Linked DNA regions of Mus musculus: region 2 is linked to region 1. The links are chromatin loops, found by intact Hi-C in ENCODE. Cell type or tissue: heart. All regions are shown on one strand.

What was found. A loop is a pair of places that touch in the nucleus more often than their neighbours do. Peaks named below come from ENCODE experiments on the same cell type or tissue, not always from the same donor. Only the 100,000 strongest peaks of a DNase experiment are listed, where the experiment ranks them.
Region 2: it touches region 1 in a loop (4-fold over the local background); 15 of 42 quality-filtered maps call a loop at or near these places.

Annotation. Positions count from the first base shown.
Region 1 is chr13:73,718,829-73,726,828 of GRCm38, reverse strand. No RefSeq gene overlaps it. Among named protein-coding and RNA genes, the nearest start is that of Slc6a19, 22 kb to the right of the region's middle. In heart, a CTCF peak has its summit at 3,308 (motif pointing left); a DNase peak (open chromatin) is centred at 3,408; H3K27me3 peaks cover 864 bases.
Region 2 is chr13:73,769,238-73,777,237 of GRCm38, reverse strand. All of the region lies in intron 1 of Slc12a7 (solute carrier family 12, member 7), which reads right to left. Among named protein-coding and RNA genes, the nearest start is that of Slc12a7, 9.5 kb to the right of the region's middle. In heart, CTCF peaks have their summits at 1,217, 4,460 and 5,868; DNase peaks (open chromatin) are centred at 1,277, 3,527 and 5,887; H3K27ac peaks cover 1,238 bases.

The DNA of each region.
Region 1 (8,000 bases):
GACACAGAGGTGGTGAGTAACTAAGTATTAAGCATATTAAAGATAGCCCAGGGACTGGTAAGATGGCTCAGCGGGTAAGAACACCCGACTGCTCTTCTGAAGGTCCTGAGTTCAAGTCCCAGCAACCACATGGTGGCTCACAACCTTCTGTAAGGAGATCTGATGCCCTCCCTCTTCTGGTGTGTCTGAAGACAGCTGCAGTGTACTTACATATAATAAATAAATAAAATCTTAAAAGTAAAAGAAAACAATGTTTTTTTTTTAAAAAAAAAGATAGCCCAGGATAATTTGACTCCAGAGCTACAACACTCCAAATCTCCAAAACTCAAGACACTTTAGTCAGCTAAATAGCATTTCGAATATTTATCAAAGGTGTGGCTTTTTTCTGTGAATTCACTGGAACAATGGGGAAAAGGTGGGGGAGACAGACAAGTGGGATCTGCCTTGTTCTGTCCACTAAATTCTGTAATTCTAAACTTCTCTTTAAAATGAGCTCTAAACTTAGAGTCAAACCAATGGAACACATTCATTCTTGAGACACTGGAAGGAGTCAGCTAGTATCTTGGTTGTATCTGACACTTGGCCATGAAGGAGGCCCAGGAGAGCTGGTGCTTCCTTCCTTTCTGCCTCCAGAAGATTCTTACCAGCTACGGGGGCCACAGCAGGTAGGGGCCTGAGCTTTCCTGAGCATTGGAACAGAGACAGGCTATGTTCAAATGAGTTCTGGGTGGGTATCCCTATAGCCTACAGGTAGTTTTTCTTTTGGTATTGTACAAGGATTTTAATCCAACAACATGGCTACTCTGACTGGAATACAGACAGGCTCTTAGCACACACCTTTAATCCCTCTGGCTGCAATACAGACACACTCTTAGCACACACCTTTAATCCCAAATAATGAAAGTAAAGTTAGTTTGTAGAAGGAAGCACCCGTGTTTGAAAGTGATGTCTAATTAAAAAGCAGAAAAGTGATGAATTAGAGAGAGCTTAGACAATAGGATATGCCTGTCACGAGAGCAGAGTGAAAAGAAAGGCTACTTAAGAGAGAGCAGTGCAGAGAGAGAAGGGAGGCAGTTTTACCAGACAGTTGTACAGAAACATGTTGCAGAGAGAGAACAAGCTAGACACAGGTGAAGATGGGATGAGCCAGAGAATGGGAAGGAGCTAGAAGATTAGAACATACTGCCAAAGTCAGTGTGAGGCCAAGCAGATCAATTCAGGAGAAGGCAAGAAAAAAGTCAGATAGACTCAGTCAGCGTGGAGAGGAGTCTGAGGCAGAATGGCTGAGTTAAATCAGCCAGTCAGAGATCAGAAAGAAGTAGGAAGTGGTGAGCATGTTCAGCCGCAAGTCTCAGAGACTGAAAACACTCTAGGACTAGATAAGGTTTACGGAGGCTAGACGCTTCCACGATTAGGACTAGGTTAGGCAGACTCAGTAAGCCTCTGAGTCAATTATATCAGGTGAATAAAAGGTACTTTCACACACACACACACACACACACACACACACACACACTATATATATATATATATATATATATATATATATATATATATATATATTCTCATTCATGAGACTGGCAAAAAGATATAACCTTGTAGATGTATGTGGCCAGGGTCAGTTAGAACATCCCAAATGTTTTCTTGATGTATCACAGTCCTAGCTATAAACTTCTGTCTGTCCGCCTGTCTGTCTTCCTTCCTTCCTTCCTTCTTTTTTTAGATTTATTTATCTATTTTGTATGAGTACACTGTTGTTGTCTTCAGACACACCAGAAGAGGGCATCAGATCCCATTACAGGTGGTTGTGAACTACCATGTGTCTGCTGGAAATTGAACTCAAGATCTCTGGAAGAGCAGTCAGTGCGCTCTGTCTCTGTTTCTGTCTCTGTCTCTGTCTCTCTTCCTCTCTCTCAAAAGTCAAAATCTTCAGTTAAGATTTATTTTATTTATATGAGTGCATGGTAGCTGTCTTCAGACACACCAGAAGAAGGTATTTCATGAGGGTGAACCACCATGTAGTTGCTGGGAATTGAACTCAGGACCTCTGGAAGAGCAGAAGGTGCTCTTACCCTCTGAGCCAGCCCCAACTCCTGTCTTTCTAAGAGGTGCTGGAGCATCTCAGCTGCCCCTCTCTGCTCTTGCTCAGCACCTACACGATGTGGTGGCATTTTCCCAGTGACTGTGAAAAGGAACTTGGTCAGAGTGGGGTATGGGTGCTGGTGGGATCAGGCAAGGTCTGTTCAGGATGGGTCTACCTATGGGAGACACGGTGTGGTCAGTGAAGGTGGCTGGGTCATTGCCTGGGTTTACTGAGCAGTGGTGACCAGGATTTGGCTGTCAGTAGGCACATTACAGGTATTTGAGAACTCAGTATCTATCTTAGAGAATCTCAAGGTCACAATACCCAGAAGCTCTCAAGAGAGATCAATGCTGCATCCCTGGCTACACAACTCTTAGGTCAGCTGCTCAGCTCCTGGCTATGGCCTCCCTGAAGAAGGCCCGCCCTACAACAAGACACATCTTTTTGATAGTCCACCAGTGCCCTGGATATCCAAGCTCACACCTAAGATTTCTGGGTGAGTGGACAAGAAGACTCTGTGACAGGAGCCTACTGATGCAGTATTGAGGTGGGAGCATGGGGCAGCCAGGATGGCAGGAGAGACCTAGGAGTCCCAAGCAGAGTCCTTATGACCTAAGTGGACTGACTAATCTTGGGTGACTTGAGCTGGCTGGGGGTGACACTGCTCATCAGGGTTTCCATGGACTAGTGTGCAGATGCCAGGTCCAGGGAGCTGGGTCCTCTGGGGATCCCGACTTGCTTACCCCTGTTCCTCCGTGTAAATGAGATTGTCCCTCTGAAAGCATTACTTCATTAATTCATTGTCTCAAGTGACGTGATGTATAAGGGCTACTCAGCCTGATGAGTGTGGGACAGTCCTGTCTCTATTCTTTTTTTTTTTTTCTTTTTTTTGGTTTTTCAAGACAGGGTTTCTCTGTATAGTCCTGGCTGTCCTGGAACTCACTTTGTAGACCAGGCTGGCCTCGAACTCAGAAATCAGCCTGCCTCTGCCTCCCCAGTGCTGGGATTAAAGGTGTGCGCCCACACCCGGCTCCTGTCTCTATTCTTATGTTAAGGCAACACCATCCCCCAGGGACCTAGAAAAATTTTGGCCAAACTTGCTCTCAGTCCTGCCCTTGCCAGCATGATCAACAGCCTACACAGGGCGGGCCCCCACCCAAGCTGTACAAATCCCACCTTAGTACAAACTTTGTGTGAATATGCTCTGTGTTGGTGCCCTCTGCTGGTCCAATCATGTGGTTTTTCTAGCTGTTTCCTGAGTTAGCCCGTTCAGCACAAAATCACAGGGCTCCACTCCCTCCTCATTCCCCCCTCAGTGCTTTGAACCATCCCCAATTAAACCTCTCCTTCCAGTAGGAGGGTCAGAGCTGGAGTCGAGTTCTCTGGGGTCAGGAATACAGACTGCCCAGCAGCAAGTGAACTCTGTCCATCTGGCCCTAGGTGGTTATTCAGGCTTGCCAGCAAGAAGCAGCCCGGAGGAGGAGAAACATGTCCTTCCGTGAGTAACACTGCTAGAGGTGAGGTTGCCTGCCAAGTTGCTACTTTCCTACTCTACCCCCGTGGTTGACCTAAGTTGTCTGACTCTGACCCTGGATGACATATCAAGGTTAGAGGTTTTGGTAAACAGGCCTCCCACTCCTTACCCGCGACTCTTTCTTCTGCATTGCAACATTTCTGCCAGGCTCTGTCCAAAGCAGCACTGGCCTGAGGAGGCCAGCAGCAGCAGCAGCAGCAGCAGCAGCAGCAGCAGCAGCAGCAGCAGCAGCAGCAGCAGCAGCAGCAGCAGGGAAGCAGGCTAGAGACACAACCCACACTGCCACCTGCAGCAGCCTGAAGTATTCTTTCTCCTTTAGGGACCTCCTGTTACTCCTTTTTGTTGTTGTTTTGTTGAGCCCCCTTTTGTTATTTTTAACTCCTCTTTTATTCAGATGCTAGAAGGACACTGGGCATGCTTTCCCTGATATTCTGGGATTTCTTGCTCTTTCTCTGATTTTTTTTTTTTCCTCCTTGTGGGGCCGCCTGTCTTCCGTGTGCTTATTTGTCAGCCTCTACTCAGAAGATATGGCTCTCTTCATCTTTATCTCTCATCCAAGAAGCTATGGACATTTCCATCTCTCCACTTTGCTTGCCCTGCTTCTCCTAGTCTCCTCTCTGACAGTATATCACTGTGTACTCCTGGCTGGCCTGGAACTTGCTACGAAGACCAAGCAGGTCTCGCAGAGCTCTGCCTGCCTCTGCCTTCTTACTGCTGGGATTACAGCTTGCTTTACTGCTGAAAGAGCTCACTCTTTCTAGCTCTTTCTGAGCGCTGGCTGACTGGTTCAACTCAGCTGTTCTGGCTCAAACTCTTCTTCAAGATGTCTGATTCAAACTGACTTCTCTCTTGGCCTCTGCCGTTTTGCTCTGCTTGGGCTCAAAGTAACTCTGGCAATCAGCTCTAATCTTCTGGCTCCTTCTCATTCTATGGTTCGTGTATGCTAAAGTCTGAGCCATGCCACAACTAAAAACAGGTCTTTTTTCTTCTTCTTCTTCTTCTTCTTCTTCTTCTTCTTCTTCTTCTTCTTCTTCTTCTTCTTCTTCTTCTTCTTCTTTTTTCTGTAAATAGCACAATCTCAGGGTTCACAGGGTGATCAAATATCATGCAACAAGACTTGGAAAAATCGGATGAGTAATAGAAAATGTGGCCACACCTTGAAATCCTTGAGGGATTTATGAAAAGAAATGATGCTCAAGTCCCATTCACAAATTCTAGTTTAATTTGTCTAAAAGGGAACCCAAGCATTGGCAGTTTCTAAACTTCCCGGATGCTATTACTGGGTAGTTGTGACGGTTAGCCCTGCCAATTGAGAGAATTCCTTAGGAGACAAACCTCCAGGTACACCTGTGAAGGGTCCTGTAAATAGTGTTAGCCTCTGAGGGTGTCTGTAAGGGGCTATCTTGATTATGTTAACTGACATGGCATAACTCAGCTTTGTGGGTAGAATCACCCCCTAAGCAGGAGAGACTGTAAGGTGGAGAACGCATACTGGGTGGCTCTCTGCCTTCTGACTGCGAGTAGGACGTAACTAGGTGATGTTTTGATTTTCCCATCAGCATGGATGGTATCCTTGAACCAGAATAAACACCTTTTTTTTTTCCTTTTTCCTTTAGCTGCCTTCTCAGTATGTTATCACAGGAAAAGGATCTAAGACATGATATAATTCATGTCTTATGTAAATGTAAATTCATTATGCTGTTTGCTCTCCACGTATGCTAGACATTCCGTCAAACCCAGGAATAGGCTAGGCAAGCTTCCAGGACCGTAGGTGCCTTGTGATAAGCAGAAAGAGTAGAGGGCACTGCTGAGGAGGCCCACTTTGGGGCTGGAGAGATGGCTCAGTGGGTAAGAGCACTGACTGCTCTTCCAGAGATCCTGGAGTTCAATTCCCAGCAACCACATGGTGGCTCACAACCATCTGAAATGGGATCCGATGTCCTCTTCTGGTGTGTCGGAAGAGAACGACAGTGTACTCACATACATAGAATAAATAAATCTAAAAAACACAAACAATAAAAAGGAGTCCCACTTTGACAAAAGCCTTTACACAGAGTATTGCCCAAGGCCAAAGGGCAGGTTGGCCTGGTGCTCACTATGTAGTTCAAGTTAGTCTTGGGCCTTAGTCAACTAATATCTGGGAATTTTATGCAGTGGTTCTAGGGATTTTGCGCAGTGTTTGGCTTCTATGTTTAGTTGAGTAGTTTGTGTCAGTTGTGGGTAAGTTGTTTTGGTGTGTGTGTGTGTGTGTGTGTGTGTGTGTGTGTGTATGAGTGTTCAGTGGTTTGGTTGTTTGTTTCCAGACAGTGTCTTACTCTATAGCCCTAGTAAGCATGGAACTACCTATGAAGATCACACTGGCCCTGAACTCATAGAGAGCCATCTGCTTCTCCCTTCTGAATACCTGTTTGAAGGCCTGTGATACCTCCCTAAGCGTTGGCATTTTGGCTTTCTTAAAAGACCAGGTCTCATCTCATCTTGTAGGCCAGTTTCTTCTTGAATTTGTTGCACTGTGGGGCCTGGTCTTGAACTCTGATCCTTCCACCTCTACCTCCTAACTAGTTGGATCGCGTGTTTGTGATACCATGCCCAGTTAGCACTTTGTTTTGTTGTTATTACAGGGTCTTACTAGGTAGCTCGAGCTGGCCTGGAATTTTATGAGCCAAAGGTTCCCAATTGCTTGAATAACATGTTCTAACACAATACTTGGCTGCCTTTAACCTTTTTGGAGGAGTATTAGCCAGTTTAAAAAAAAAAGCCTCAATTTGAACTTGCCTAATATCGTTAATGACAAAGCTCAAGATCTGCAATTTTTTCACCAGATACACACAGAAGGGACACGTGCCGCTCCAGTTCAGTGCCTTAGGACACCCAGGATACTGAGGTCTCTCACAAGAGTGGAGACTTGGAGGAAGGGAGGCTCTTGGGCTCTACCAGGAGAGTCAGAGTCCATATTTAAATAACAACCTTGGGGTGCTGGAATGATGGCTCAGGTATTTAGGACACACACTACTCCTGTAGAAGACCAGAGTTTGATTCCCAGGACACATCCACCTCAGATATCTTTCAATTGATTGGAACTCCAGTCCTAGTGTAGTGCCAGGGAAATGTTGGTAGATTCCCCCCTAAAAAAACAGACAAGAGCCAATCTGATGCAACTCATAGCAAGGTGTTTATTCTATTTGAGCTCGGGCTCCCCCAATGCACCACTGTTACTGACAGTTTTGGTGGTGAGCAAGCCCCAAATATCTAGAGGGCGAGGCTTTATAATAAGCAGCAAGTGTGTGTGTGTGTGTGTGTGTGTGTGTGTGTGTGTGTGTGTGTGGTAAGTGTATAAGGATCTGCTTGCAAAGCTACTGTGGCCTTTAATATAATCAGCTGGTGCTGGGGAGTCATATCATCAACTTAATTTCTGCTCCCCTCTGCATTGGTGGTTGTTAGGCCACCAATAGGGGTGGGCTTGTAACCTGGGGGTGCAGGTTTGTTGGGGGTGGGGGATAACCTGGAGATGCTGGTCTTGTTGGGGATTAGCCTATAGGCTAGAGCTAGGCTCAGAATTTGTTGGAGGGCAACATGGAAATTAATGTTAGGTACCGGCCTGTCAGTTTATCTGAGTTCAAACTTAGGTCAGGTTCTCTAAAATGGAGTCTGAACTTACAAGATTTGGCCTCTCACTAGGAAGACCAGACCTCTGGTACCCGAACATTTGTGTGGATATTACATGAGATAGTAAGAACAGAGACTTCCTCTTGGGGTACTTTAGAGCAAGATCTGACTTAGATTTGAAATCTCCCTCTTTCTCCCTGAATCTTCTGTCTGTTCATAGTCTGCAGTGTGTCTCTAGTTTGTTTGTTGTCTGTGTTTGACTCTGTTGTTGGTCCCTAAAAATGCCTTTGACCTTTATTTACTGAACACCACAGAAAACATGTTATGAAAAAGGAATGAGGAGCCCTTTTTAAAAAACAGAAATATTTAACAGAGGTTTACAAGAGAAGTTTCTTTACTGGTCCAGGACCGCACTAGAAACCTCACACTGATGCTATCAACCTACATCCACATGCTGCTTTCAACACTTATGTGATATTTGTTGCCTTTAAGGTTGATTTAAGTCTGTTGGTTACTTTCAGCAAATAATCAATTACCCCACCCCAACCCCCCCTCCATTCTGGGTCAAAGCATGGAAGACTACATTATTTAAAAGTAAAGTTATACATGTAGCTTTGGTTGTAAAAGTTGATTACATGGAGAATTTAAGGCATGGTAAGGTTGGTTACATTGTTTTTCTGAAGACATGTTATGCTTAAACTGGTTGAATACATAGTAGAACAGCAGATAGAATATACAATTTTAAATTACCTCAAGGTCTATTATCAACTTAGTTGC
Region 2 (8,000 bases), 50 kb before region 1:
AAGTGCTCCCTATAAATGCAGGATGGGGAAACAGAGAACACTACTTGGAGACACCTGGGTTCTGTAAGAGTTGGTGATGGACTAGAGATGTGACTAAGTCATTCAGCTCTCCCCACTCTCCTGCCTCACAGTGTATCTTTCCTGCCTCACAGTGTATCTTTCCTGCCTCACAGTGTATCTTCCCTGCCTCACAGTATATCTTCCCTGCCTCGCAGTGTATCTTCCCTGCCTCGCAGTGTATCTTCCCTGCCTCACAGTGTATCTTCCCTGCCTCGCAGTGTATCTTCCCTGCCTCACAGTGTATCTTCCCTGCCTCACAGTGTATCTTCCCTGCCTCACAGTGTATCTTCCCTGCCTCACAAAGTATCTTCCCTGCCTCACAGTGTTTATCTTTCCTGCCTCACAGTGTATCTTTCCTGCCTCACAGTGTTTATCTTTCCTGCCTCACAGTGTATCTTTTCTGCTTCACAGTGTATCTTTCCTGGCTGATTTTGTCATTAAGAAATGTGGCAGAGTCTGATGGCTGGGACCCACGCCTTTAATCCATCACAGCACTCAGGAGCAGGTTGATTTTTGTGAGATTGAAGCCGGCCTGGTCTACGTGTTGAGTCCCAGGACAGCTAGAACTATATAGAGAAACCCTGTCTCAGAAACACAAAAATAAAACAACAATAACAAATGACAGGTAAGGATCTTCAGCCATAAAATCTAGAATAGAACAAATGACTTATGAATGTACCCTCTCCTCCCTGCAAGCCTCACTCATGGAAACAACAGAAAGACAAAGACTGCTTGGCTGAGCTGTCATGTATCTGCTACAAACCCCAGAGCCTCTGAGCCCACAGACCCACAGGTCTTGGGATACAGAAGAGAGGAGCTAAAGTACTGAGGGAATTCTCCTTTAGATTAGAGGGGGCCACAAACCATGGAGATTCCTCATGAAGGCAAGCACTTCTAGCAAACCTTCCAGCAGAGCTGGTGCCTGCATTGGTAACATCATGTATAAAACTATAAAACAATCAACTACAGAAACATCAAAGAACCTCAAATCCAAGGGAAGCCATACAGACTCCTAGAAAGATACAACTGAAGGTACCATGCCTATCTTGTGCCACATGCAGCTATCTTCTGACATCTGCCTTTGAGATGCATATATAAAGGTCTCAGGCATCTCTAGCAGCCAGTGACTCCGTAATCCTTCACTGCCCCATTTGGCAGCCAGGGCCTACTCCCTGTGTTATACCTACTAGCTGCCAGCTGATACCTCAGCAGCAAAGGATTGTTCCAAGGGCAGCCAGCCTGAACAGAAACCAGAGAGGGTGGTATATCAGCTGACCACGCCTTGTGTCATTTGTCGAAAGAGAAATTAAAGGGCTAAATGTCAGACCCAAAGGCTAAAGGGTCTGACTGTGGACAATTCAGTGAAGGAGATAGAGCAGCCAACTCGATAAGGGAGAGACCTAGAGAGGAGATTGAGTAGAGGGGCCTCAGACAACTGTCCCCAGTGATCAGGTTAACAGGGCTGAATCCTGGGACAGTGAAAGACCCAATGTTATACTAAATAAAGGGCAGGCACTCATCCCCTAAACCCTTCCTCCCAGACCCAGACCCAGACCCAGGCGGGAAGTGAAATGATCCCCACAGAACTCTCCAGGACCTAACCTTACTCCCATGATGTCAGGTTACCAGAAATGAGTAAGTGTAAGAAACTCTTACAAGGACAACTAGATATCCTGAGGACTCCTGGGACAGGACAAAGACACTAAGACTGCTCTTTCAAAGGACCAGTATTCAATTCCCAAAACCCACAAGGTGAGTCACAACCAACTGCAACACCAGTTCTAGGTGGCTTCTTTTTGGCACAAGACACTCATGGTACATAGACATACATGTAAGTAGAACATGCAGGGCAAACAAGGAAACCCCTCAGAACCTAGGCATCAGTGGACAGAGACCCTCCGGGGAATATGGCAGTAGTCGCAGAGAGAGTAAGCATCATAACTCTTTAGTGCGGACTAGCCGCAGCACAGCTCCACAATACTGCCATAAGGTCAGGCGGACTGTATCATTCCTACCTGGCACCAGGGAGGCCCAGATCCTGATCAGCCACCCCAACAACCTACCACCCTTGGAACCCCCACTTAAGACCCATCTGCTGTAACACCCTGTTACCGACCTAGATGGTCAGGGTGTTGTCTGGGCATCCTGTCTATGACGTAAAGGGGATTAGCCACTGTTACCACCATACAAGGGCTGGCAGTTCTGTAAACACTGCCCACAAGCCCGTGTTTCCTCATAGGCTGCAGTTCTTCACAGGGGAAAAGCCCACTGCAAGGCCTCCTATGAAAACTCACCAGGGCCCTGGGCCCACAGAGATCCATGGAGTTTCCTTACAAGTGCATCAGATGCTTGGGAAGGCATGTTATAAGCTGCAAGGGACCTGGGCCAACCCTGACCTCTGTCATGAAGGCTACAGGATGCGTTTCAACCTGGAGAAACACCTTGGCTTTTCACTTTGTCATCTTACATGGGGACAGCCCTAGGTTAGCCTGGGGACAGTTGTTCACAGATGCCCACTAGATATAGGCTCTCCCTGCTTCATAGATGTCCAACTGAAGCCTGATGCATTTTAAAGTGTATGGATAACCACAGATAATAGTAAGCATAATGTCCCAGAAAGTCACAATGCTGTGGTTGGTTGTGACCTGCATGTGACAAACAAGGTTGTGTTTGGATGCAACTCACCTGTGGAAATGCAAATTTGCTGACTTTTAACAAAGACCAACCAGCACCTACCCACCTTCTACTTAGAGACCCCTCACATATGTGGTTATTGGGAATTGAACTCAGGACCTCTGAAAGAACAGTCAGTGTTCTTACCTGCTGAGCCATCTCTCCAATCCCCTCAAATATGTCTTAATGGATTCCTCTAAAGCATGCAAATGCGGTATTCCTTTTCAGCAAGCATGTTACAAAATGCAGTTTCCTCCTGTAGCTGCAGTCTCTCCAGTCCCACTGAAGGAGGAACTAAAGGCTTCAAGCTTTAGGAACCCAGTCCCTTCAGAGATTCTGACTATGTAAGAGAGGTGTGCACATAGGTCAGAGGTGGCCAGGGTCCTGGGCATGGGAGGAGACAACCTCTCCACTAGATAAGCATCAGGTATTTGTGAAATCCAGCCAAGCTTCATAGGCATAGCCAAGCAGTGCCAGAACCACCGCTGGCCCTCAGCCCAGGATCTGCTCCAGGGCAGCAAGTTGATTCCCCACTCCCAGCCTGCTCCCTGCAGAGTGGTGTCTTAGTAGGGAGAAACCAGGCACAACCTGGCAGGCCCCCAGACCCATTCACAGGCAGCCAGGCCTTAACAGCATGACCCAGGCATAGCCTTCTCCCACCCTTGTTCTTCCTGAGGCAGGCAGGGCTCCACTCCAGGACATTACTACTAATCCCTCGATGGCTCAAGGGAGGGATAGAAAGCAACCCCGGGGACTCAGAGCCATATTCCCTGATAGGTTGAGGAGGCTGGCCAATAGAGCTGGCTGCAAAGGCCAGCAGCCTCCTCCCTTTCCTGCCATCAAGTGTAGGCGGAAAGTCTACCCAGCTTAGCAACACTGGAGATGGGGCATGGGTCACAGAGGAGCTGAGTTTGTGTACAGAGGCCTGGGGGAGGAGGTAGGCAACCTGTTTAGCTCATAGGCCTGGCTACTAAGCACCCACAACAAAATGAAGTCCCACCTGGTAACATTAAGGTGCTCTTTGGCTTCCTGAGGACGGCCTGCACCGAGACAAGACCACCACCATAAAACTACCCTGGTGGCTGCATTGTGAAATGGTTTTGTGCTAGAATGAGTTTCAGAGTTCAGGGCCCTGAAAACTCAAAAGAATGCCCACCGGCTCTTGACTGCCCTCCAGATTCTTAGAACTTTCACGCATCCTGAAAATCCAGCAACCTGGAAAATCCAGGCCAGGGGGACAGACGATAGAGCATGGTTAATGAGAGAGAGCCACAGGCTGACTGACAAGACCCCAGGCTGACAGCTTTCCACTTTCAACAGCAAACTGCTGGCTGAATGAACAACGCGTTCTGAAGAGAAAACAAAGGAAATATTGAGAACCAAGAACCACCCACAGAAGTAAGAGGGCCACTTACTTCTTATAGCATTTTCCATGCACATTCCTCTAACCCCTGCCTCCCATCTCAGGTTTCCAGGACAGAGAGGTCCAGTCGAGAGCCACTCTGTCCTTCAGGGAACAGGCCCAGTCCTTTCCCACCTGTTCCAAGTCCTGCTCAAGACTTTCAGGCCCGACTTGGCCTCTCTGTCACTCTGATTCAGTGTGGGAACTTTTGAAGTTAGTGGCTTAGAGTGTTTCCTCTGCACTCAGGCCCAACCCCACCTTCTTCCTGCAAAGCAATACACTTTGCTTCAAGGCTGCACTGCTGCTGGGCTGCAGGTGGGGCTCTAATGCACAGGCAGGAGAATATCTGCACCAGAGTGGCAGGCAGCCCCACTTCTCTCCACAAGGCTCCATGGGAACAGGTCTGGGTTTAAGCAGAAACTGTCAAGCCAGGTGTGTGAGCAAAGTTAATGCCTAGGAGGGCAGGAAACCCTGCAAACCTTGGTTAGTACCTAAATGCACAACTAGTTGTCCACTCTCCTGCTCTCCCTAGCCTAACTCAGTAGCACCATGTCTCACATAGCTTGAAAGGCAAAGATTCTCAGAGGAACAGTAGTAAAAAGGTCTGGGGGGCCCAGAGAGTAGTAAAGCAAGGCTTCCCAAACGATGTGGCAAGCCTGTTCTACCTCCTACCCTAGGATTAGTAGGACTGTCCCCAAGACGTGACCATAAAGGTCACTGGTATTCCTTATGTCCTCTTACAAAGCAGTCTGGGTAGGCATCTCCTCCAATAGGCTTTTAAATCTATGTTCAAACCAGCTAAAACCCAGAGAAGCAGAGTGGAGCCTTACCACCTGACATCCAAGAGATTCTATGCAAAGAAGCAGCTAATTCAGACAAGCTGACACACTACAATTACACGATTTCGGACACAGTACACACAACATTATTCTACATGCATACATATGGCATATGCTTACACATGTTTACTCATGCACACTCACACATATACATGTTTTCACCCATTCATTAGTATATACCATAATTATATGTACACTGCACCTATGTGTGCATACCATGCACACGTGTACATAGAAACATGCCCACTGTTCATCTACATGGCAACATACTCCCCGCACAAGGCCAAAAGAAATTAGAGCTCCAGACTGTTCCATTGTGGGGGGCAAACCTCAGGACATTAGTCATCTATGGGATGACAGCCGTAGAAGCTACCTAAGCAGTCTGGGACTTTTAATCTAAAAAGGTATACCCTTCAGGAAGACAGTCTCAGTGACCTCAGTCTCCCATCCCATGTCACACGCTGGTGCTAGCCATGATCCTGTCTCTCTTCTCCAGAGAGCAGAGCATCATCGGAGCTGAGAAAGGGCATGCTGTTCCCCAAACGCCCAGATGATAGAGGTCCACAACAAAGCAGAGGAAGGCCAGGCATGGTGGCACACACCTTTGATCCCAGCACTTGGGAGGCAGAGGCAGGTGAATTTCTGAGTTCGAGGCCAGCCTGGTCTACAGCGTGAGTTCCAAGACAGCCAGGGCTATACAGAGAAGCCCTGTCTCAAAAAAAAAAAAAGCAGGAGGATAGAGCCTGTGCACCCCCTACATCAGCCCCACAGGACACCAATCAGATCCTCCCAGGGGCAGCTTCAGTTACATACTTGTCTGGGCTGTGGTCAAGTCCCTCCATTAAATGAAAAGGGAAACCCAAGAGCCACTGGCACTCCCTCCTCTGGCCTCCAGAGCACTCAGTCCTCCCCAGTGGCCATCAGATGTTTCCTGAGCCTCTGAGAAAGCCAGGCCCAGCCTGCTGGCGCCAGAGACCCACAGAAGGATGGGCCTAAAGATGAAAGGTCACGGCTGCCTTTGTAAGAGATGAGGCCCTGGTGAGAAAAACTGAGGCACTGAGAAATGCTCAAAAGTCATTTGCCATCTTCAGAAATGGGTCACTCTAACGTAAGCAAACATCAAAGACAGGAGCTCAGGCCACCAGAAGGCCAGAGATGATGACACCCAAGCCCCTGCATTGAACTAGCAAGGAAGTGAAAACATGTCTAACTATGAAAACACAGATCTGGACTGCTACCCTTTTCTTCCCTAGAATTCCTCAGATCCTTCCCTCATGGGGCTGTGATAAAACACATGAGTGGATCTGAGAATATCAGATCAAGAAGTGGCACTGCCAGCTCATATCCCAATACACCAGCCCACCTCTACACCTAACCCAATGGTTTTCTTAAAACAAGCCTACCCAAGGAGGAAACAGCCTAGGTACCCCAGCAACTGGCTGGTGGCGCCAGTCTTGCCTCTCACCTATAGGTATCCTAGACCCTAAGACACCAGCACCAGCAGCGCAGGCCCTTACTTAAGAGAGACTTGATTCTATAGACGCCTGCAGCCAAAGGGGACATCTGACATGCTTACTAAGCAACTCAGATCCAGGGACAACACAATTACACACTCAGAAGCCCCAAACCTATACTTGCTTGTGGCCTGGCTACCATGGACATACACATGAACAGACAGCTGAAAGTCTCATCACCAAGATGGGCCTGCCATTGAACAGAAATGGAAGGCTTATCTGCACAGCCCAGATCCTACCCTAAAGGGCAGTTTCTCTCCTTTGCATAATAGGAAGGTAATAAACTTTATGACTGATCCGTAGTGGGGACTCAAAGTCAGCACCCATTTGGACCTGGCACCTCAAGCCACCACAGTCAAGACTGACTAACTACTCCTGAGTGTCATCCACTTCTGTCTACACAGGGCTTCCTTGCCTCTACATAGAGGAGTCTTCCCTCTGAAGTCCAGTCCAGCAGGATTCATACACTCCAGTGGCTGCCTCCTGTGTAGCTATCACTCCAAATGACAGAAAACTCCACCCAGCCACTTGGCCAGGGCCGGGAGCTTGGGAACAGTGGTTAATACTTAACACTGTACACCAAACTTTGCCCTCTAGGCTTGCAAAGGCAGGGCTTAATGTCTGAAGAGCAACAGGAACTACAGGCTGTCTAGCCAGCTGCACTCTCCGCTATACTGCTGGGTGTCTGACCCCACGCTGTACCCAACTGTACAGCTAGCAAGAGGGAGCCATTGTCTCAAGCACCAGAAGGCAGCAGGCCTGGCCCAATGTCTCTGCCCCTCAACACTGGAGCATGGGCCTGCCATGACACTCCCAGGTCAGACCTTGTCTGCTAAGGTGGCGGCCATACATCTTTACTCCTTGACCTTTCTCTCCCCAATTCATTGCCGGGCAGGCAGCAGAGTGAGACAGCTCCCAAATGGTTTTGAAGGTGAATGCTTAGGTCTGAGATGTTTTCTGGGGTGCACAGCAAAAATCCAATCAGTGCTGCCTACGTCTGCTTCTCCTCAGCCAGAGTCCAACACCCAAAGCAGCTCTTAGGCTATGCCTATAACACCTGTGGTGTACTAGGAACAGCAGGCAACTTCACAGTACCACACCCACACAAACAAACAAGATTTTATATATATATGTATAATGCATGCTAAGAACACACAGCCCAGCAGCTCACACAATGCTACTCGTTGCTAGCTGCTTCCTAAGGGAAACCTCTTCATACTAGAATCCATGGTAGCCCTGCTCTGATAGAGTTGCCTCAGCCACTGTGGCATGCACACACTTGCACATAATACTCCACCTGCCAGGCTCAAGGCCGTCTTTCCTAAGGAATTCCCCAAGGCCACCTCAGTACCCCATGGCTACCCTGAGTCACCACCATCAAAAGCTAAGTTAATCCTCAGCCTAGGCCCTTCACAAATCTCCTAAAGACTACAAGGCTGACTTTCTGGAAGCCATCAGTTTGTCTCTGCCACCACTGGTGAGTGGCCCGTACCATCCCTGAACACCCTACTG